Regions from separate parts of the Homo sapiens genome. Here region 1 is linked to region 2. A link is a contact called in ENCODE Hi-C or POLR2A ChIA-PET data. All regions are on one chromosome and are shown on one strand. Each heading gives the region's core, a stretch centred on a gene start or an enhancer-like site at or near the end of the contact. The rest is flanking DNA. Distances are from core to core; before and after follow the strand shown. Region 1 overlaps IQSEC1 (IQ motif and Sec7 domain ArfGEF 1). Region 2 overlaps IQSEC1 (IQ motif and Sec7 domain ArfGEF 1).

What was found. Hi-C counts contacts between places; a loop is a spot of excess contacts on that map. ChIA-PET counts read pairs that join two places held with the same protein, here RNA polymerase II (POLR2A). Pooled maps may share reads with other maps.
Region 1: a loop to region 2 is called in a map of posterior vena cava, with 3 times the contacts of the local background. The contact joins two enhancer-like sites. A Hi-C loop is called at or near these places in 65 of 168 maps with a recorded cell type or tissue (B cell, CD8-positive, alpha-beta T cell, Caco-2 and 38 more), 21 of 37 single-sample maps with no recorded cell type and 44 of 50 pooled maps. POLR2A ChIA-PET finds 5 or more read pairs at or near these places in 5 of 52 experiments (CD8-positive, alpha-beta memory T cell, WTC11, activated B cell and 2 more).

What each region holds. Positions count from the first base shown.
Region 1 is chr3:12,987,937-12,991,995 of GRCh38, forward strand. All of the region lies in intron 1 of IQSEC1 (IQ motif and Sec7 domain ArfGEF 1), which reads right to left. Among named protein-coding and RNA genes, the nearest start is that of IQSEC1, 83 kb to the right of the region's middle. RefSeq lists an enhancer at 3,993-4,059 and a silencer at 3,993-4,059. Within about 2 kb of position 2,765, at least 7 of the 41 ENCODE cell types and tissues checked have a DNase peak (open chromatin) inside an H3K27ac peak, as active enhancers do; they include gastrocnemius medialis, where a contact is called at or near this core.
Region 2 is chr3:12,903,796-12,907,370 of GRCh38, forward strand. All of the region lies in intron 12 of IQSEC1 (IQ motif and Sec7 domain ArfGEF 1), which reads right to left. The region is part of intron 4 of LOC105376956 (a long non-coding RNA gene); the gene reads left to right. Among named protein-coding and RNA genes, the nearest start is that of LINC02022, 20 kb to the left of the region's middle. Within about 2 kb of position 1,375, at least 3 of the 41 ENCODE cell types and tissues checked have a DNase peak (open chromatin) inside an H3K27ac peak, as active enhancers do; they include gastrocnemius medialis, where a contact is called at or near this core.

The sequences.
Region 1 (4,059 bases), core at 1,515-4,014, 86 kb after region 2:
TGGGGTTGGGGCAAGGCTGTATGCTTGCTTTACAGCCAGTATGTGCCCCAGAGACAGCTCATGCCATGTGTGCTGGGACACAGGTTCAAGAGCAACAGCCCCAAACTGAAAACAACCCATGTGGTCCATCACAGTAGACTGCATACATAAGCTGTGGCCTGTCGATACAATGAAATACTATTTATTTAAAAGGACAGCTGGGCGCGGTGGCTCACGCCTGTAATCCCAGCACTTTGGGAGGCCGAGGCAGGTGGATCACTTGAGGTCAGGAGTTTGAGACTAGCTTGGCTAACATGGCAAAACCCCATCTCTACTAAAAATACAAAAAATTAGCCAGGCGTGGTGGTAGGAGCCTGTAATCCCAGCTACTGGGGAGGCTGCGGCAGGAGAATTGCTTGAACCCGGGAAGTGCAGGTTGCTGTGAGCTGAGATTGCGCCAATGCACTCCAGCCTGGGCGACAGAGCGAGGCTCTATCTCAAAAAAATAAAAATAAAAATAAAAATAAATACAATAAAAATAAAAGAATGAACAGCAACTTATTGCATAGGTGAATCTCGCAGATGCAACTTTGAGCAAAAGGAGCCAGACCTGAACAAATATCCACAGCCTGTTTATATTCAGCTCAAAAATAATAAAAGCAAAATTATATTGTAAAAAGCTGTTCCATAGGTGGTACGACAGGAAGGGCAAGAGGGACATTATTAGCACAAAGTCAGGATGACGACAATCTCTGAGGAGCAGGCTGGGGAGGGGCACACGGGGGCTTTGGGCAATGCTCAGTCTCTTGACCCATGCAGTGGTCACACGCATGTTCTTATTTTTCTTTAAGCTGTGCATGTTTGTCCTTGCACCCTTCTCTATGACAGGTGACCACATTTAAAATAGAAAGGTACATGTGATAAGGGTGGGGAAAGGCATGGACTCCAAGCTGTGACTGCAGAGCCACCAGGCAGCAGCATCCGAGCTAGAAGGGCTCATCTTGCTCTCTTATGTCACAGACAAGAACTGAGGATCAGAGACAGGAAGGAACTTGCCCAACGATGCAAAGCAAGTTAGAAGCCAGCAGGGCCAAGACTAGAATCTAGGTTAGGCAAAGCCCAAACCAAGGCTCTCCTCTCTGGTCTCTTTGGAAGAGTTCTTCCATTGCAAATCACATTTAACACCAACTGGAGCAGATGGGTTGATTTTAGCATTTAGCACTCCAAAATTATTTTGTTTGCTTATGTATTGTGGGTCTCTTGCCACTAGAATAAAAGCTCCCGGAGGGCATGGCTTTCGGTCTCTTTTGCTCCAGTGGTAACCCCAGCACCAAACTGAAAATCTGGCACATAGTAGGTGCTCCATAAATATTTGCTGAATGAGTAAATGAATGGAGCTGATGCTTCTATTTGCACTTTCAGATCCTAGAAATCCCTGGTGGCTTCTGTGATATCCCAAAGGAGAAAACAGAAAAACAACTGTATGATACTGACACACTTTCACAGAATTATCTTCATAACTGCCTTAGGAGGTGGGTACCATCATCACCCCATTTTAAAGAGGAGAAAACAGGGAGGCCTAGTGACTTGTCCAAGGTCATGCACAAAGCTAGGAAGCTGACAGCTGGAATTCGAACCCAGCCCAGCTGCCTTCAAGCACCCCTAGGATCACTGAACTGGAAGCACAGAAAGGCTGAACCCCATCCATGACTCTGAAGCCCCCAAAAGGCTGGCTGGCCCTGGGCCACTCCACACACCTGAGCTTACCACGATCTGTGGGATTCAGTCCCTCTTGTCCTCACCCGCCCTCAACCCTCCTGAGTGCTGGTTCTGACTTCTAAAGTGTTTTTCCGGTCTCTTCCAAACTCGCAGCCCCCAGTAAGGAAGCCTGGGTAGGGATTAGGTCCCCCATGATAAAGATGGGGAAGCTTTGGTTCAGGGAGGGGAAGGGACTTGTCCAGAGCAACAAAGAGTCCGGCTCTCTGACCTAAAGGCCTCCTAAGTTAGAGTGACAGACAGAGACCCCAGCTGCTGCTCAAGGATTAGCCATAAGATGCTCAATTTTCTTCCTGGTTCCTTTTATACCAAACCCTCAGTCCACTTGGATAAGCCCCAAACCTGGTCCTAGTTCAGCATCTGGCTGAGCTAAATAATGAAATGCTCCCATAATACCCCTCGGCACTTGGCTTTATTAAAACACGTTGGCACTTTTAGGATTGTTACAAACCTGTGTTACTATCCTGATAGCTTTCCACCAAGTCCTTGGATCACTGAAAAAATAAATCATTGGCTGTGGGAGTCTTGGAGCTAAAATGGTCCTGCAGGGCATCTCAGCTAACTGAAATTTGTGAATCCTCCACCTGGCCTCACTCCACACACCGATGAGGGAAACTCACTGCCTTCTAAGGCAGCCTGTTCCTTGTTTGGATTCAGCTCAGTCTCAGTCAGGCACAACAAGAACTTATATCCTCCCCTGGCACTAGGGATGAAGTAATGCCTCAGGCCCCACTCTGCCCTCAGGGAGTTCACAGTCTGGAAGAAGAAATTGTGTAAGCACAACTGGATAAGGAATGACGCAGGCCAGGGTTACCTTCTAAAAAGACAGCAGGTAAGGCCCAAGCTGTGTGTACAGAGGTCATTAGCTCCCACAGCTGGCTTTCTATGCTGTCACACACGGCACGCAGGGATTTATTTGGGTCAGTCTGGACTCCGCGCACTTGAGTCTGAAGCCCTTCCCAGAGGAATGCCACCCTGAGGGTGTCTGGGTACACAGACTGGTAAACTGCTGGGGCTCTGGGGCAACCGAGCAACGCTGAAAGGACAATCAATGGTGCAGCATCCTACATCATTCCAGCTGGCCTGTGGGATTGACACTGTTTTAATATTATGCTTCGAGAACCATCATACAAGGGAATGATAGGTTTGTGGTTTTGCAGACGAAATGGGAAATACATGTGAAAGCCCCTGTGATCAGGTCTGGCATGGAGTAGATGCTTAGAAAAAAATGCTCGCTGGGTTTGCACTGCAATCCTGCTGGATTAGAAAGCCACATACACAGTTCTCTGAGTCACAGTTCTCTAAGTCACTGAGAATTTAGCAGCCTGCTTCCTGCTTTTCCAAACTGACGCTTGCTATGATGGCCCCACTGAATAGCCCCGAGGCAGGGGGTGAGAGGGAGTCTGGAAGACTGGTATATTACCAGGGGTCTAAAGTCAGTCCCTACCTGCGCCCTGCTTTGCATCGCCCTTCTGTTCAGTGATAATGGTATCCCCGCGGGGAAGATTCAGGGACTCAGGGCAGGATTTGCCAAAGAGGTATCATGGATGAGGGTGATGAAGGATGAACGGAGTTTGCCAGATGGCAGGGGTGGGGTGTTCCTTCCCGCAGGAGCCAAAGCAGGGCGAGGCGGGGGCCCAGTGGAAAGGCAGGGGGCTCCAGAAAATGCTGCTCCCACAAGCAGGTTTGCATCTCACTGCATGGTGGTAATGAATGCTGATCTGAGATGCGGCAGTGCGTGGGACCCCAGTCTACACGGACCTCACCAACAGAATGGGCTTTTGCCAGCCTCTTGCACGTGAGAAACACCTCTTGATAGGAATGAGCAGCCCCCCACTCCCCACCTGCCTAATTATGAGGGGCAGGGGGAGTGATGAGGGCTCTGGTCAACTCTCCTACCAGAGGCCAGATTCAGACTCCCTGACCAGCACAAAGGCAGCTCCAGCTTGCACAGCCCAGTGATGGGCAGCTTCCTACAAGAACAAAGGATGGCTGTATTCTTGGCTGGGGACACTTAGGTGCTTAGGTCCACCCCTTATACCAATGGCTGAAACTGTGTGCAGGAAAGCTGAGGACACAAATGGTCGCAGTTCTTCTGGTGTGGCCTCAGCACTCCCCTCTGGACAATGGGGGAAGGGAGCATGACTAAAACCAAGGGTGGTGGTGTGGGGACAGCAGGCATGGGACAGGCAGGGCAGGGCAGGTTGGTCAGAGCAGCGGCTGGAAGGGCGGGCTGCCATGGGCCCTTTAAGCAGCCTTGAAAGAGAGTGGCAACTCCAGTCATGAGACCCAAGATTACCTAAT
Region 2 (3,575 bases), core at 125-2,624:
ACTCTAGAAGCTTCCATCTGGGCAGCATCACCATGTATTGAGCGCTGCGCTGGACATGTCAACCCTATAGGCGCCACTGTGTCCATATCAGAGAGAGGAACACTGAGGCCCAATTCTCACAGGCAGCAGGGTTCACACCCAGACCTGCTCACCCGACCGCCTCTAAGGCTGGATAACTTGGCCATGCTGCCTTCAGAGCTGGACCCTAGGCCGGGTTGGGCCCAGGAGCCTGGAAGAAGGAAGCAACTGCTGGGCCTCCCCACTGTGCCCCGTCCCCAGCCTCTGGGAAAGCTACTGCACCTCCCAGCTAGCCCAAGGCCACCAGCCAGTGACAGGTGGAGGAAGTGCTGTGGGCTTCGAGCCTCCCCGTGCCATCTGAATGTGCTGGGCTGTGCCTTGGCATGGCTTCGGCCTGGGCATCACAGCACAGACTCAGGGGAGTCCAGTTCCTCTGCCTTGTCTGCTGACCCCAAACCAGAGGTCCAGGTGGGAGTTGGGGTCAGCAAAGGGCTTTGGGTGGCTCTGGCTTGTGTGACGTGGCCCTCAGAGACCACTACTGGGAAAGGGCCACACGGCACATCAGGGCAAGAGGGCTCAACACCAGTTGCTGAAGACTAGGACAGCCAAGTAGAACCTTGGCCCTAATTCTCAGCCGGAAGTAAGAGGAGGCTCACATTTCCTTATTTTTCAGCCAGTGTGGGAAGAAGGGCTGACCTTTCTTCCCTTCCTGCCCAACACAGTGGTCCAGGGACATGGAGCAAAGTAGAGTCCAGCCTCCCAGGACATGGCCTCCCTCCTCCACCCCCCTCTTGGGTGGCCACGGCCATCAGACACTCAGGACATTGTGGCGCCATGTGGAAATGTGGAGGGACAGAGCGCCAATGTCTCTAGGTTTTCAAATCAGCTCTCTAGCCTACCCCTAACGCCTGGGACTCCTCTGGCTGACTAAAAACCAGGGCCAGAGGGGAGATGGCCTCCCCGTCTGTAACCGGCAACTCCTTCTGGCTGGCCTATAGCTTCTGACAGGACCTGGGCCAGCCCTGAAGGCTGGGGTTGGGGGTCCACATAGTGTCCCCACCTGGAGTTGAACATGGCCCTCCTTACCCTGCCCAACTTGGGTGAACACTTAGGAGTTCCTTACTTGGCTGTTTTGGAGTGACGCTGAGTGTCTTACAATCTACTTTCTCAATGTCTCAGGTCAGCAAGAGATGCAGGGTGACCCCAGGGCTCCCTCTGTGCTGAGTCCTAGAGCCCTGTGCTCACAGGTACACCCACAACCATAACTGCCCACAGCCAGCCGTGCAGATATCCCATGCGTACGCAGCCTCCCACACCTGCCCTGGTTCACCGGCTGATGAAGTCAGGCAGGCCAGAATAGTGGCTCACACCACACACGTGCTGATCAGGCCAAGCCAGCCCTGGGCAGAGCCTGGAGGGACTTGGAACCATTTTTCTTGAAGGGCTCCCAGGATGATTCTTCACAACCTTTTCAGCTTCCTCAGAGTCAGGGCAGGGCGTAACGTGGCAGTGCTCTCCTGCCCACCCAGGATCCTCGTCCTGTGACCCTCAACAATGCTGTGGTTGGGCTGGTGGCCTTGCTCAGTGTCAGTGACCATAACAGAAATGATAGCTATGCACACTCGGCCGGCGCTGCCTGAGCCAGGCATGCCTGAAAGGCTTTCCATGCATCGACTCCTTCGCTGCAGCTGGGGAAACGGGCCCACAGGGTCTGACCGCTAGAGAGGGCAGGCGGAGGTGGGGGATGAGCTCAGGCTGTCTGATTCTGGCATCTGCGTGCTGCACCATGTTCTCTGCTGGGCCTGACATGGTGGGGAGGGATGTGGCCAGGGCAAGAGGAAGCACCACCCTCTCTGGGCCCTGGCCTGCTTCACACGTGGCAGGGGCGCTTCTCTGTCCACCCACCACTGGTGCCTGTCACTGCTCCCCTGTAACGGGACATGGAGACTGCTGCAGGCAGGTCCTCTCCGTAAGGACTCAGAGCTGGGCAGCTTGGCCAGGGAGGGGCAGGAGGGCCGCTGGGGGCCACTGGTCAGTGTCCATCACCACTTGGCTGAACCCTGTTTCCACAGTCCTTGCTGGGTCCTTGGTCTTGGGTCAGCAGGACTCTTGTGCCGCTGGAATGAGCACCGGGTGGGGAGTCTTAGCCCAAGGGAGACCAGGGCTGAGACGCCAGGCAATGCACTGCAGTGGGGCCGGCGCCAGCCCCCTTCCCTCTAACTCTTGGCACAACAGAGGCTTCTGCAGTCTCCTGAGGATGGGTTCCTTCAGGCACCATCTACGGCCACTTCATCAGTCCCCTGGCTTCATGTCTGTGGTATGTCCTCCTTTGGATGGATGTCGAGTGCAGACCTGGGACAGCTGCTCTCAGGGTCTCCTGCCCCAGGAGCAGTGACGTGTCAAACATGGAGGGGACACTGTCCGCAGGCTCACCTCTTCCACAAGCTCATCGTGGTGTTTCAGGCTCAGTGCTGTGAGGGCCGTGGTGAGTGAGGTGGGGCCATGCTGCCGCTGGGGAGCTTGCAGCCCCCATCTGGTCCAGAGCACATCTGACCTTTCCTGCTGCCAGCCCTGCCCCTCCCCAGGAAGGCTGCCAGCACCTGCCTGTCCCGATGGGAGATCACAGGTGGCCTCTCCCCAGCCTGGGGCCTCGGCAGCTGCCTGGACTCAAACCCCACCTCGCTTCACCCCCAAACCTTTCGGGGTACAGGGGGGTCCCTGAGATCTGTTCCTCCTTTTGTTTCAATGGCAGGCCCAGGGTGGGGTCTCAGTCCCTATTGTCCGTCTGAGCTCAGAATTCCCAAATGACAACAGCAATCGTCACACTACATGAAAGCAGCTGGCCGTGGGCCCACCCCTCACACGAACCTGGGGCCGGCACGTGGCTGTCCAACCCCCAAGCTCTGGCAGAGGGTGGACAGCTGAGGTCCTGACTGCTGGGCCCTGGGGCGGATGGCGCTCAAGGGCCTCGGTTCTGGCAGAACTGCTGCTGCCTGAGAGGGGCTAAGGGAAGGGAGAGGGCAGGGCCTGTCACACTGCACAAACTCAAACGGAGGCTCTAGCCCACAGCCTGCAGAGGCCCAAAGCAGTCCAGTGACATTTAGCTGTGTTTCACAAGGCCACTGGGGAAACCAGTGGTTCTCAACCAGGGATGATTCTGTCCCCCAGGGGATACCTGGCAATTTCTGGAGACATCAGTGACTGTCATGACAGGGAAGATATTACTGGCAACCAGTAGTAGAGGCCAGGAATGCGAGTAAACATCTTGCCAAGCCCGGGACGGTCCCCCAGCAAGGAGTCACTTGGCCCAAAATGTCAATCAAGCCGAGGTTGAGAAGCCCTGGGTTCAACCCTCATGCTGGCAACTGGCAATGAATTTCTGATTTTTTTACCATGGCAAATAATAATAATAATGACAAAACGAAAACAAAGGAAAAAATCCAACTTAAAGGGCAGACTCCAAAGGGCCTGAGAGGGACTAAGCTGAGGGGAGGCAAGGCTGCTGACGGGCAGGTGCGGGAGGGAGTCCTAAGGTGGGGCAGGTGGGGCAGGCAACC